3 separate regions of the Homo sapiens genome follow, and regions 2 and 3 are each linked to region 1. Evidence: chromatin contacts called from ENCODE Hi-C or POLR2A ChIA-PET data. All regions are on one chromosome and are shown on one strand. Each heading gives the region's core, a stretch centred on a gene start or an enhancer-like site at or near the end of the contact. The rest is flanking DNA. Distances are from core to core; before and after follow the strand shown. Region 1 has its middle 40 kb from the start of DHRS7. Region 2 has its middle 33 kb from the start of HIF1A. Region 3 holds the start of TMEM30B (transmembrane protein 30B).

What was found. A loop is a pair of places that touch in the nucleus more often than their neighbours do. ChIA-PET counts read pairs that join two places held with the same protein, here RNA polymerase II (POLR2A). Pooled maps may share reads with other maps.
Region 2: a map with no recorded cell type shows a loop between it and region 1 (11-fold over the local background). The contact joins two enhancer-like sites. A Hi-C loop is called at or near these places in 4 of 37 single-sample maps with no recorded cell type and 3 of 50 pooled maps.
Region 3: a map with no recorded cell type shows a loop between it and region 1 (2.2-fold over the local background). The contact joins the promoter of TMEM30B here to the enhancer-like site in region 1. A Hi-C loop is called at or near these places in 1 of 37 single-sample maps with no recorded cell type. POLR2A ChIA-PET finds 5 or more read pairs at or near these places in 1 of 52 experiments (PC-9).

The regions. Positions count from the first base shown.
Region 1 is chr14:60,202,875-60,207,760 of GRCh38, reverse strand. No RefSeq gene overlaps it. Among named protein-coding and RNA genes, the nearest start is that of DHRS7, 40 kb to the right of the region's middle. RefSeq lists an enhancer at 39-108. Within about 2 kb of position 2,796, at least 2 of the 41 ENCODE cell types and tissues checked have a DNase peak (open chromatin) inside an H3K27ac peak, as active enhancers do.
Region 2 is chr14:61,659,962-61,664,847 of GRCh38, reverse strand. No RefSeq gene overlaps it. Among named protein-coding and RNA genes, the nearest start is that of HIF1A, 33 kb to the left of the region's middle. Within about 2 kb of position 2,172, at least 18 of the 41 ENCODE cell types and tissues checked have a DNase peak (open chromatin) inside an H3K27ac peak, as active enhancers do.
Region 3 is chr14:61,278,772-61,283,657 of GRCh38, reverse strand. TMEM30B (transmembrane protein 30B) reads left to right here and starts at 2,320. Exons shown (of 1, transcript NM_001017970.3): 1 at 2,320-4,886. The coding sequence starts at 2,511. The coding sequence ends at 3,566. It also overlaps a transcript of PRKCH not described here. RefSeq lists an enhancer at 2,895-3,858.

The sequences.
Region 1 (4,886 bases), core at 1,547-4,046:
TTTACCTGGGGCTGAGAAAGCCACTGGTTCAGATCCAGCAGTGTCAGAATTTTGCCACATTTCTATTGGTGGGGGCTTTGGCATAAACCATCAAGGCTCCCACCTGATAATGATAACAATGAGTGAGAGGTCATTAATTCTAGCAGGTTAACTAATACATTAACTTCTCCTAGAGAAGAGGGTTTCAACTTGCCTGCACCTTGGAATTGCTATGGAGCTGTTAAAAAGGAATGATTCCAGGTCCCACACCCAGAGATTCTGATTTAATTGGTGTGGGATTCTGTCTGAGCATGGGGATTTTTAAAAACTGCTCTAGTGATTCTAATGAGCAGCTAGGGTTGAGAAACCCTGCCCTAGAGCCTAAGGTCCCATTTCAAGTCATAGGGAAGTTCCCATCTATATTGCGTAAAGCCAATGGTTCCTATGCACACACGAATTCATTCTCTCTCTCTCTCACACACACACTCATACACATACACTCTAGCCACTTTCTAATCTTTGAAACCTCACTGAGAAACAAGAGTGATAAGGTGAGTAGATACTAAGACAGTTTTAATTAGAAAATAGTTGAAGGAAGAAATACTTCAGAGAGTTTGTAGGCAACAGAGAAGACATTCAAAGAAAGAAGTAATATAGGTCTCATTTGCCAATGGATTTCCAGCAACTGGGATGAGGGGAATGAAGGAAGGAAAGGGAAGAAGCAAGAGAAAAGAGAAACAGGGGAAGGGGAGAGAGAGAGAGAGAACAAGAACACAAAGATGCGCAGATTTGGAGCGTCAATGGGGGTTGGAGGAGGTTTAAGAAAGTCCCTGACAGGAATTCTGTGGAAAGTCCACAGAATATAAGCACAAGGTCAGCTGAGGAAGAGAAAAGACTCAGTCGATGCTGGGCACGTATTTTATTGAGTTCCCATCAGTTGAATTTGTGCTTTCTTCAGCAGCGACACCCCAACCTTGTCATGGATGACCATGACCCCAGTTTGGGAGATTTGAAAGACCCTCCTGCCCTGACTCGGCACATTTTCTATTTCTTTCTTTCTTTTTATTTCTTCTCCTATTGATCTTCCAATAGTCACTATGGCCCGATTCTCAGTGCAGCCTGCAGTCTACGAACTAAGTGTAATGTGTTCTAATCTGCTCGGACGTTGTGCTCTGCTCTTTGACTGGTGCCAATAGATCTGCCCTGATGTCATGCACGTGGTCTTGGTTGGGCTTCTTATAATCTCAGCTCTCATGTATTAATTCTGGCAGGGAACAATATGTGCTGAGGAAGAAAAATGCAGCCAAGTGGCCCCGGAAGAGATTACACCCAAACTTTGATCTTCATATATATTGTTTGGTTCAAAGGGTAGTCATTGGTCTCAGCAACTCCTTCCCAGGTACTCTCATGTGATCCTAGGTAATCAAGCCTAAAACGGTACACTTTTCTCCCTGACTCATTTTTACCAGAACAATCATAATGAAAATGTAATTATATGACAGAACACCGAGGACATAGAACTTCACTCCTTTGTTGAGGTAGTCTTTTCACATAGAATTTTCATTTGCCAGTAGCTTGATGTCTGCTACTCCTAGAAAGATTTCTTTAAGATCTAAAGATTACACGATGCCCCAAATTTGAGAACCTTTGAGCTCCCTATTGACCCGTGTTCTACCAATTGTGAAGTGGAACAAAGAACAAAGGACAAATTTAAGAGGTTTCTACAAAAGAGCTGGATACCAGCAAAAGACATGAAAAAAGATATAAACAAACTGTAGAAATAGGAAAATGTATAGTAAAATTTTATACATGTGTCATTTAGTTCCTCTTCCCTTAGGAAATTATGATACATTGGGAACAATTAATACAAGGATGATATATAATAAAAAATTATCATGACCTAAATGTTTATCAGCTTGGTTTGTTGAATAAATTATGGTACATACATATAATGGAATACTATGGACAGTAATAGATGAGATGGAATGCTACAGTTATTGTATATGTTAAGTTAAAATGCCAATTGCAGAACAGTGTGATCCAATTTGAAAAAAAATCTGGAAGAGACACACTACAATGTGGTAGGGTGACAGAATTTCTCTTCTTTGTGTCATTGATTTTTTTTTTTAGAGTAAGCATTCACTGCTTCTATAATCAGCAAAAACACTGAAACTTTTCCACCCACACCCCCATAAAACAAAAAAAAAGAAAGTATTTGTATGAGCAAGTAAGAATTTACATAAAAGGTGATACTATTTCCCTCCTCCCCCCACCACACACACATCTTTTTCCCCTGGTACTGGAATTCAAAAGTCAGTATCACTGTGGCAATGACGAATAGGCAAAGGTTTGGTAGAGCCATGATGTTCCGAGATTTTTATTAAAGAAATTCACAAGCCTGATGAGTTGAAGAAAGCCTAAAAAGCTTTCTCCTTTTATGGTGTTGTGTGTATATGTTTGCATGCCCTTAGATGCAGCTTCTCATGCATCTTTTCCAATGACTCGTGGAGACTCTGGGTCAATGTCAAGAGGGCAGACTCTTTTCATATTCCCTCTCCCTTCCTGATCCCCAGAGGAAGGCCTTCTTTTAGAATCCTTGGCTGCGCCCAGCACCAGCGCTGGGAAAACTTCAAGTAGAGGAGGCTCTACCCACATTCCCTCCACAGGACCATCTTCCTCCTCTCAGCTTCCCCTCTCACCACTCTCTGTCACCTGAGATACCCAAGCTACTCCCCATAGCCTGTTTCTGTCAGCTGTGGTCCCTCACCACACATACCTCTCACAGCCTTTCAGCCTCCAGAATAACATTGCTTTCTATTCCTGGCTCCCTGTTGAACCATGACAACTCCTATCTTGTCAGGGCAATGTTCCTGATTAAGAGGAATTAAAATCTCAAAACAGGGCAAATAATCAATACTCTGACAAGTAGTACGTCACCAGGGCTAGTCACATCTCAGAAAGAGAGTTAACCTGAAGGAATGAATCTGTAATATTGTAATTTAGCCAGGGTTACAGACTAATAAGGACAATATTTTGGGTGGGTGTATGTGTCCGTGTGGGGGTGGAGGCAGGAAGCTAATTAGCAACACAACAAGGACTAGAACTTTTGTTTCCCTGTTGCTCAATCCAGGGCTCTTCTGGCAATAGTTTGCTGCCTTTTTTTTCTCCTTTATTGGAATTTAACACTTTAAGTAGTATTGTATAATTTGAAGAAAATTTCATCCTTCAATACTTTAAAGAGGAAAAGTATTACATTGCTATAGAATGTGTGTAAAACGCTGATTTGAACAGTGTTTGTAGTCATTTTGGCATATCAAACGATTATTAAATTACAGTATCTCCAGTTTAAAGCAAAGAATCAAGATAGTATTAACCCCTGCCATACTGTTTGAGAGGCAGTGAGCTCTGAAATCAGATTGCCTGGGTTGAGTGGGCAGGCAGTCTTATTTACATGCAACGGCTAGTTTAGCCACACGCCAGCTGTGTGACCTTGGGCAAATTAACCTTGCCTCTCCATGCTTGCGTTTCCTCTTTCATAAAACATGAGCAATAAAGGTATCGATCTTACAGGGTTGCTGCTAGCATTGAATGAGTTGATGCATATAAAACATTTAGAACAGAGCCTGGCACAAAGTAAACACCCGATAGATGTCCCTTGTGCAATTAGCAGTTGATGAAATGAAAGTATAGGTCACAGCTACATATATATTTTGTTGGATGCTCAAGTCAGCAAAAAATATGTTAAACATACCAGTGAGAATAGTCAGGAAAACTTAAAAAGAACAATGATAAAATGAAGACTTGCATTTCCAGGCATTACTATCTTTTATACCACCTATCAGTACAATCAGTGAAATAAAATGAGACTGTAGTAACAGTAAACAGAACAATGGAACAGAATAGAAACCTCTAAAAGCAACCCCAAACACACACATGAATTTAGTACTAGCAAGATTGACATTTGAAATTTGGGAAGAAAAATTGAGCCACCCAATAAATAGTAGTAAGACAAATGGTGAGACATTTGGAAAAGTCATCAAATCTGTTTTTTATAATTTATACCAAACTAAGTTACAGGCGGATAAAGGTTAAATGTAAAAACAAAATAAAAATATGAAAGGATGAAAAGTAAGGATAGAGTATAAAGATAACTATAATCAGCTATCAAGGAAAGGAAAGACTTCACTTAAAAATAAAGGAGAAGCCATAAAGAAACAGCTAAATAGACTTTAATATGTACAATTATTAAAATTCTGTATATTAAAAAATTAAAGAACGGGGGAAAAGTTGAATATGGGGTCAAGAGCATTACTTGATAAAGCTCATTTATAAATCAGTTAGAAAATATGATGCCCACTGAAACAGAGAAATGGGTAAAGGACATGAAAGGTAAATTCCCAAAAGATACTAAATGACCAAAATAAAATAAGAAATTTCAGTTAGATTAATATTTGAAGGAATGCAGTTCCCTTAAAATGAGATACTATATCTCTTTTAATGAATTTACAACTTTTAGTAAATTATAATCCCCAGTATTTGTGAGAGTTTGGGGAATGGATATTTTCAAGTACTGTTAATAGGAGTGTATTTTGCTACAACATTTCTTCAGAGTATTTTAGTGGTGTGTCAAAAGTCTTAAAAATGCTTATAGCCTTTGACTAGTAATTCCACTTCTTAAAATTTGTCAGAGGGAAATAATTGGGAATGTAGCCAAAGGCTTATCTTTAAAGATACTGAACATTTCTCATAGTAGGAAAAAACAGAACAAAACAAAGGATTGGATAAATAGATTGGATTTTCCATATGAAGGAATAATATACAGTCACTAAAAACAATGTGTTTGGCAGGGAGTGGTGGCTCATGCCTGTAATCCCTGCACTTTGGACTTTGGGGAGGCCAAAGCAGGA
Region 2 (4,886 bases), core at 923-3,422, 1.5 Mb before region 1:
GGAAGGGATAGCGTGTAGTGGGAGAAAGTCAGAGAGGGTGAAATGACAGACATGGAGAGAGAAAGAGGAACCCATAAAGACAAACAGATGGAGAGAGAGAGAATGTGACAAGAATAGATATAGAGAGATTCAAATAATCCTCAAGGATGCTCAAAATAATAAAAAATAGTTTTGTGATGATTGCCAAAAAGGCCAATAGCATTTATAGAATTCAAGTGATGATACGTCATTGAAAGAAAGAAAAGGGGATTTTTCTGTGAGACAAATTGCCCAAAACCTGAGGGGGAGTTTTGTCATCAAAATACATAAGGAGTAATCTTTTAAAAACTCTGAAACAAAGAGCAAATAATTTAAAGAAATCTCGGCCAAGCAAGGTGGTTCATGCTTGTAATTCTAGCGCATTGAAAGTTTGAGGCGGGAGGACAGCTTGAAGCCAGGAGTTCAAGACCAGCCTGGGCAACATAGTAAGACTCCTCTCTAAAAAGCAAAAATAAAAAAAATTAACTGGATATAGTGGTGGGTGCCTATATTCCCAGCTACTTGGGAGGCTGAGGCACGAGGATCACTTGAGTCCAGAAGTCTGAGGTTGCAGTGAGCCATGATCGTACCACTGCACTCCAGCCTGAGTGACAGGCTGACAGAGTGGGACGCTGTCTCAGAAAAAAAAAGAAAAGAAAAAGAAAAAATAAAGAAATCTCATTCTACTTTACTTACCACACACATATGTTCATATCATGTGTTAAACATTGTCTTTTAAAAAATAGCTTAGGGCCAGATGTGTTGCCTCAGGCCTGTAATCCCAGTACTTTGGGAGGCCAAGGTGGAAGAACTGCTTGAGGTCAAGAGTTAGAGACCAGCCTGGGCAACATACTGAGACTCTGTCTCTATTTCAAAACAAGCAAACAGCTTAGAAAATCATTTTCTTTAACTCTTACCTCTGATGCTTTTAATTATGTGTTCTCTTATGGTGATTGGCTGGGGTTAAAATATTCTGTAGCATTGCTTTGCATCATAGCCCCAGAGAAAATGAAAGGGGAAGAAGGAGTTAGCTTCCCTTTTCCCCGCTGTTCTGCCTGCTTCCTGTTTCAGAAAAATTAAAATAAGGTGTGAACAGCCACTTTCTCTTGAACATATTCTTCCATATATACTGGGGTAGGGTGAGGCATGTATTTGTGGGGGCTGGAGGATGGCCTCTGTTACAAAATTTCCTATGGACATTCCTTATCTACACTAGTGGGGAACAATGAAAATTACTTGTACAATGAACATCACTTATACAGGACGCGTATTACGGTACATTCTAATTTTTAAAAATATCAACTCACATAAAGAGGAGGCCAACCCTGACTTATCTCATGGGCAAGCTGTATGGCACAAATGAAATTACTAATGTGAAAGTGTTCGGTCAACTCTAAAGGTCCTTACAAGTTTGTGGGTTTTTTTTTTTTTTCAGACAGAGTTTTGCTCTTCTTGCCCAGGCTAGAGTGCAATGGCATGATCTCGGCTCACCGCAACCTTCACCTCCTGGGTTCAAGCGATTCTCCTGCCTCATCCTCCGGAGTAGCTGGGATTACAGACGCCCGCCACCACGCCCAGCTAATTTTGCATTTTTAAGGGAGACAGGGTTTCTCCATGTTGGTCAGGCTGGTTTCGAACTCCCAACCTCAGGTGATCCGCCCACCTCAGCCTCCCAAAATACTGGAATTACAGGTGTGAGCCACCACGCCTGGCCACGTTTGAGGTCTTTTTAATGATTAGAAATTTCTTATACTCTGGCATCTGTAGAATCCATTCAAAGCCATAAATTTCTGCTTCTTTCCCACACCTGGTGGGAGAAATGGGGGAATAGGCCCACAAATCGCCTTGGCTTTTGTGGTCTCCCAGTATGCTCTTTTGCATGGACAGAAAAATGAGGGAAATGCTTTTACCTTCATCAAACCTATTGGAAATGGTTAAGTTTCCCTTCTTTTGACTAAAACAAAACTAAAAACCACAAGAAACCTACTCAAGATTGGCTCATATGAATCACATCCTGTGTGGAACCCTGTCCTGTGTCAATGACACTTAGACACAGAGCAAAGAAGGGAGAGGGTGGGTCACTGTTTCTAAATGCAACGAAGGGCACTTTCATTAAAGCACTAAGGCTGCATGCTCAACAGGTTTAGCATGACTCAGCAAGATGGGTCACTGAACACCATCCACCCAAGGGCAAATGAGCTTGTCCAATCACATGACCTACAAGATCAGGGGATAGCAAACCAGACCTATGGTTTGCTGAACAGCCTGCACAAGCCAGTCCCGTTACATACAGAACAGTCAGAGGAGAAGGTCACCGCCAGGGCAGTGGAGACCACTGCGGATCCTCTTCTCAACACTGCTCTACCATGTTACCTTGTGTCTAGTTGTGTGTCTGCCAACCACTTCTACAGAAGGTGCTGAGGCAAACCTCCTCAAAGGTTCTGATTTGGATCTTCCATTTGGAGAAGACTTTGAGTCTGTCCATATTCGTGGCTTTTTTTTCTTGCACTGGGAACTGATGCATTGCAGACACAAATGAGCCCAATGTATTTTAAGCGAGAAAAAGTTCCCACCCTCACCACCAATTACACCCTTGTCATTTTTTTCTTGTTCTAGTACCTACGTGTGATTTAGTACTTTCCGAGCATTCCATTCTTTCTGAAAGCATAAGCACTAATATGTGTAATTTGCTTGCCTTGTCATTCTGAAATCTTTTAATGCATACAGTTCAGACATCCTGTTTGTTTAATATGAGCAATGCCAACTTTATTTACTGTAATAAATGTACTTCTTTATTCTTCTGGAAAAAAAGGGAAATTAATTGAAAAAGACACATTTAAGCTATTCCAGTGTGTAATACAGAGGCTGCTGGTAAAATATAATACAATGTCAGGGAATTCCACAATCTTGTTTGCTTTTTGGTTTCATTTTCATATTTTTCTTAAATATGGCATTGCTACAGTACAAAGTAGAAGAACATATTTTAGTGTCTGATTCACAGTCTCTTTACTAACTTTGGAACTTTAAAACCTGGGCAACTCTGATAGTGAGAGGGTTCAAGAAAATTGACATATGTGGTGAAATGTACTTTTGTGGCCTAGCTTTGCGTTTCAGAGCTGTTATACAGTCAGATTTTTTTAAATGAATATCTGCAACTGTTCCAACAATTCTGGTTTATGAAAATGTTGCTGGTTTTGCATAGGAACTTCATAACCTGCATGATATTACTCATGGGTATTTGTGGGTTTTGCTTTAGATATGGAAAGGACGCCTCTTGGCAAACATATTTTTTCTTTTGCTTCTCAGAGGTTTTGTATTCAGCTCAAAAATCCCCAGTATCTGTTTCCTTAGGTTCATGGGCTCCTTTAAACTTTACATTTGTATTTCTATTTTTTTTTCCAGTCAACTTCATGGATGTTTTGGAACGTCCTTTGTGCAAATTCACTCCCCAATGTTGCAGAGAGATTTTGCTTCCTTTTACCCTCTTCCAGTTGATTTTCTTTTCTTTTTTTTTCTTTTTTTTGAGACAGAGTCTCATTGTCATCCAGGCCAGAGTGCAGTGGCACGATCTCAGCTCACTGCAACCTCCGCCTCCCGGGTTCAAGCGATTCTCCTGCCTCAGCCTCCTGAGTAACTGGGATTACAGGCATGCGCCACCACCATGCCCGGCTTATTTTTGGATTTTTAGTAGAGACGGGGTTTCACCATGTTGGCCAGGCTAGTGTCGAATGTCTGACCTCAAGTGATCCGCCTGCCTTGGCCTCTCAAAGTGCTGGGATTACAGGCATGAGCCACTGTGCCTGGTTGTTGATTTTCTTTAAACAGTCTAACAACTTTTCCTGTGACATGTTTAGGCCTCTGAGTGTAATCCCTGTGGAAGATGGTACAGTGTCTGAAATTCTACATATACATTGACTTCTGACCTCTTTGAAAATGTGATCTGTAAGAAGGCCACACAGGCTTTCAAATGCAAGATGGTTTCAGACTCAACATGGTTTCCTTTGAGGTTGTTACTAGGAAATAATTTGAACAACAAGTGTAGTCATCACCATATCCTGACATGCCAGCAGGAAGATAAATTACTGCTTGTAAGTTACAACATTTCACCTCCACCCATGGCAATTTTTATTATATTACCCATTTGTCCTCTCAGTAAATGATGTCTGTAAAAATAGTTGAAATAGTTGAAAGGAATTTAATTTAAAATATACTCACATGTATTCACCTAAGTACAAAGACACATAGCATTTCAAAATAAGTAAACTCAGCCTTTTCTCCCTTGAAATGTATCAAATACTAAAGCTTTTCATAGCATCTTGATCCTAAAAAGAACAGCAGAAAGCCATTTAATCCATTCTCAGATATCTGGACAGACTAGCCAGCAGTATGCTAGTCTTCAACAAATGTGACCAAGGCTTCTTGTTACAGTTTTGCTTTATTTGTGGCAGAGTTTTTTTTTTTTTTCTCTCTCAGGTGAATATATTCGGTTCAGAGTATTGGGTCAACTACAGGTCCCACTTAAAGGAGTAGTAAAAAGAAAGATTTGTCAGGATACATGGCGGCTCACACCTATAATCCCAGCACGTTGGAAGGGTAAGGCAGGAGGATCACTTGAGCCTAGGAGTTCAAGACCAGCTTGGGCAATATAATGAGACCTTGTCTCTAAAACAAACAAACAAACAAAAAAAATAGCTAGGTATGGTGGCACGTGCCTGTAGTCCCGGTTACTCACAAGGCTGAGGTGGGAGAATCACTTGAGCCCAGGATATTGAGTCTGCAATGACCCATGACTGTGCCACCACTGCACTCCATCCTGGGTGACAGATCAAGATCTTGTCTCAAAAAAAAAAAAAAAAATCTGCCAAGAT
Region 3 (4,886 bases), core at 1,071-3,570, 1.1 Mb before region 1:
CCAGGCTAGTCTCAAACTGCTGGGCTCAAGTGATCCTCCTGCCTTGGCCTCCCGAAGTGCTTGAATTATAGGCATGAGCCACCATGCCCAGCAAGACCTCATCTCCAAAAAATAAAAATAAAAATAAAAAAAGAGTGTCTTCCTATCTTGCTATCTGCTTCCCTTTCCCTGCACCTGATGGTAACCTCATTCCTGCCACACAAACCACCCAAAGTGTTCCCACAAAAGTCAAACCCCATAATTCCTTTTCATTTATCTCACTTGAACCCTCAGCTGTGTTTAACTCTGCTGACCATTCCTTGTCTTGAAATATTCTCTTTTGACTTTGAAAATCTGTCACCTTAATTAGTGGAATGAATAAACTAGTACCTTTAGGCCATCCAGGAATAGGAGAAAAGGAGGAAAGGCTCTGAGCTCAAGAATGGGGCTTGCCCTTTTAGGGGTGTGGTGGTGATCTACTAGAAAAAAGACTTAAGATTTACCAGATAGGCTTGGTGTGATGGCTCACACCTATAATCCCAACAATTTGGGAGGCTGAGGCAGAAGGATCTCTTGGGCTCAAGAGTTTGAGACAAGCCTGGACAACTGAGGGAGACACCTCTCTCTCAAAAAAAAAAAAATCTACAAAAGTTGTGAAAACTGAATTCCTTCCTAGAGACGAGTTTTGTGGACTAGTGATTCAATGAAACGGGTGGGTGGAACTCAACCATAATGATACAAAGAACTATTTATTCTTTTATTGAAAAAAAGGGTGACTGGAGACTGGATCACACTGTGGGAACTTGCTGAGAATTTTGGAACTTCCTCTCTTTGGGTATGATAAGAAGTGAGGGAATTGAAATTCAAGTCACTTGAATTTCCCTCAGTCTTCTATAATACCTGGTTTCCAACTTGCATTCATTTAACAAACTGGAATCAATGTTCCATTATTAAATCAATATTACTTTTTAATTTTAATGTGACTTGTAGAATGCAATTTGATACTTGATTACACCCTATGATTCATAGCTATTATTGGCTATTTTGATTGTTTCTTACTCCTAATATGTCCCCTATCAAACTGCAAATGCCTTGAGGTCAAAGGTCCTTTTTTGTCTAATTAGCATAGGACTGAACACTTGGAAGATGCTAACAACATTCCTCTGTTAAATTTAATAAGGATTTTAACTTTCCAAGTTCAATGGGTTTTGAATGACTCCTGAATATAATATATTATGCTAGGTGTAGTGTAATAGAGAAAACATTTGTATTACTTGCATTTTACAAGCTGGAGGAGAAGCAAGAACACAATACCTAGGGAAGATTTAGATTTAGTAAGAAATCAGAACGTCCCAATACCCCCTTGTATATGTTTTACCAACCTAGATTTAAAAAAAAAAAAAAAAAAGCCAGAATCCCAGGCAACATAGGGAGCTAATTTGAGTTCTTTTTATAATAAATCCTATAAATCCTTGTAGTTTACTTCCTTAGGCCAGACACTCCAGATGTTTTTGTGGATAGCAGCTAGGTCTCCTGGGACCTTGGATTGGGCCTTTCTCTAGTCAGGCAAATAATCTGAAAAGAAAACGAAATCACATGTAGTCCAGCACATTTTTTCCTTTCTTGGTTTCTCCACACCAGCTAAGAGTTATTTAAAGGCTCTGAACCTCTCCAGCCTTTGATTCTTTTTAAGGATGATTTTATTTTTAGAGAACTTTCCACATTTCCTAGTTATACAGCCAGACTGGGTGATCTGGCCAGAAAATCATTTTCCCTTAAAAAAAAAAAAAAAAAAAAAAAAAAAAAAAGCTAAAATTTGAACGCAGGCGTTGAATTCGAAACAGATTTATCATAACGTAATTCCCTGGACACTCCCAACTTGAGACTGAAAGCTGGGCGAAAGCGGTTTGTGAAGCTAACCTAAAAGACAAAATGGTCTAGAGCCACCTTTTCCCCGCAAATAACAGAGGATTAAGGATCTGAAATCTTCAAGCCTCCAGGACCACGGTGCAAGCCCTCAGCAAAAATTTCTGCTGGAGGCCGGAGCGCCTTTTGATTTCGGGAGACTGGCCCAGGAACTCTAGTCACTTGGAAGGCGGAAGAGAAGGTGGTACCTGAGCCAGGTAGGAGCCACTCAGAGGCAGCCCGGGGCCGCCACTCACCTAGGAGAGGAGGTGGAGTCCGATGACCTGGACTGAGAGGAAACGCGAGACTGAGTCTACCAGGTGAGGTAAAAAACACCCACCTGCTCACCTCGGAAGGGGCGGGCGAGGTGCGGCTCCCGGTGACCCGCGGGGGTGCAGCGCACCTGGGCGGAGGCGGAACTGGGAGGGTGTGGGCACTGCTCGTAGGGCCTGGAACTAAACTCACCTGTGACGGAGGCAGAGGAGGGGCCCGGGCAAAAACCCACCTGAGCTGGCGGGAAACCCGACCCGCGAGCAGTCCCCGGGCTTGCGCGGCGCGGAGAGGGAGGCGCCCCGCGGCGGGGCCCCCACTCGGTCAGCCCGCGCGTCGGTCCCCGCGCGGCCGCCATGACCTGGAGCGCCACGGCCCGGGGCGCCCACCAGCCCGACAACACCGCCTTCACTCAGCAGCGCCTCCCCGCCTGGCAGCCGCTGCTGTCGGCCAGCATCGCGCTGCCGCTCTTCTTCTGCGCGGGCCTGGCCTTCATCGGCCTGGGCCTGGGCCTCTACTACTCCTCCAACGGCATCAAGGAGCTGGAGTACGACTATACAGGCGACCCGGGCACCGGTAACTGCTCGGTGTGCGCCGCGGCTGGCCAGGGCCGGGCGCTGCCGCCCCCCTGCTCGTGCGCCTGGTACTTCTCGCTGCCCGAGCTCTTCCAGGGCCCAGTGTACCTCTACTACGAGCTGACCAACTTCTACCAGAACAACCGGCGCTACGGCGTGTCCCGCGACGACGCGCAGCTGAGCGGACTCCCCAGCGCGCTGCGCCACCCTGTCAACGAGTGCGCCCCCTACCAGCGCAGCGCGGCCGGCCTGCCCATCGCGCCCTGCGGCGCCATCGCCAACAGCCTCTTCAACGACTCCTTCTCGCTTTGGCACCAGCGCCAGCCCGGCGGGCCCTACGTCGAGGTGCCGCTCGACCGCTCCGGCATCGCCTGGTGGACCGACTACCACGTCAAGTTCCGCAACCCGCCGCTGGTCAACGGCAGCCTGGCGTTGGCCTTCCAGGGCACGGCGCCCCCGCCCAACTGGCGCCGGCCAGTCTACGAGCTCAGCCCCGACCCCAACAACACCGGCTTCATCAATCAGGACTTCGTGGTGTGGATGCGCACGGCGGCGCTGCCCACGTTCCGCAAACTGTACGCGCGCATCCGCCAGGGCAACTACTCGGCCGGGCTGCCGCGGGGCGCCTACCGCGTCAACATCACCTACAACTACCCGGTGCGCGCGTTCGGCGGCCACAAGCTCCTCATCTTCAGCAGCATCTCGTGGATGGGTGGCAAGAACCCCTTCCTGGGCATCGCCTACCTGGTCGTCGGCTCCCTCTGCATCCTCACCGGCTTTGTCATGCTGGTCGTCTACATTCGCTACCAGGACCAGGACGACGACGACGAGGAGTGATTCCGGCTTTCCAGGGATCCCTCCTGCTTCTTGCCAAAACTCTTGCAAGGTGCTTTTGGCATCTCCTCCTCGCCCGTCACCCAATTCCAACCTCGCCTAGCTTTTCCTCCCTTTGTGAATGAGGGGACCAGATAAGGGAATTACCCCCCTTGCTCTTGGGGGGCTGCTAGACTGTCTTGCCGCGGGGAGGGATGTTGACTGCAGAGTGAAACATCCTTGCAAACTCTTCCCACCTCCTTCACGACACTGAGTTGCCATGTGAGGTTCTTCAAGTCTGAGAGTGGAAGGGATCCCTATGGAGACTCCTATTAAACCCCTATTAGAGGAAGAGATTGAGAGACCTAGCAATGTGAAGTAACAAAGATCAGGCAGCTGCAAGTGACTCCTGAATCTTGAGTCCAGGGCTTTCGCCACTACAGTACAGTGGTTTTCTTTTCTTTGGTCGGGGAGAGTGGGCTGGAATGGAGAGTGAGGCCCACAAATTACCTGCAGAGACGTGGAGGCGTGAGGGAGAACATGCTTGTTAAATATGCAGGTAGATTAGGAGACACCAAACAGAGATTCAGACACAGTAAGGCTGGGATGAGATCCTCGAAGCTGTGTTTTAACAAACTCCACTGGAGAGTCCCATATTCCCTCAAATTTGGGAATCACGACCCTGAACCAGGTTGGGCCTGAAGCAGTCAACTGAATTCACTTTTTCGGATAGTAATTTGTTCCCAGGGGCAGTGACAACCATGATGTTCCAGGTTTGGTCTGGCACTCTGCCTTGAACGTAGGAAGCTCTTGATGATTTGTGGAATGAATTTTTAAAAAATTACTATCTGGGGAAAACTAGTTGGCATACAGAGTTGTAGGACAGGGTTTATGTGATTCATTTGATATTTTAGTATTTTGGTGTAAAAGCCAACAGGCAAACTTTGCCAGGTACTGTGTAGAAACTCGAAAATGTGAGGCCAGTTTGTACAGTTCAGAGGAAATGCTTTAACGTAGAATCAGATAGCTGGAAGAGATCTTCGAGGGAAAGTAAGTTCCCTAAAGTCACATCTATGTCTCCTAGCTCAGTGTTCTTTGTCATTGTGTGTGTGTGTGTGTGTGTGTGTGTGTGTGTGTGTGATTAGAAAGGGCTTCATTCATACCTTTTCCCTTGGACCTGGAAAAAAAATTTTTTTTATCTTTTCAAATGAAATCTATTGATTTCTAGTAATCATATTTGAATCAATGTTAAAGCATATATAGTCTTATATGTAAACTAGATTCTTAAGATTATTTGAACCTTTGAGATGAAGTTTACACTCAACTAAAATCATTCCATTGATT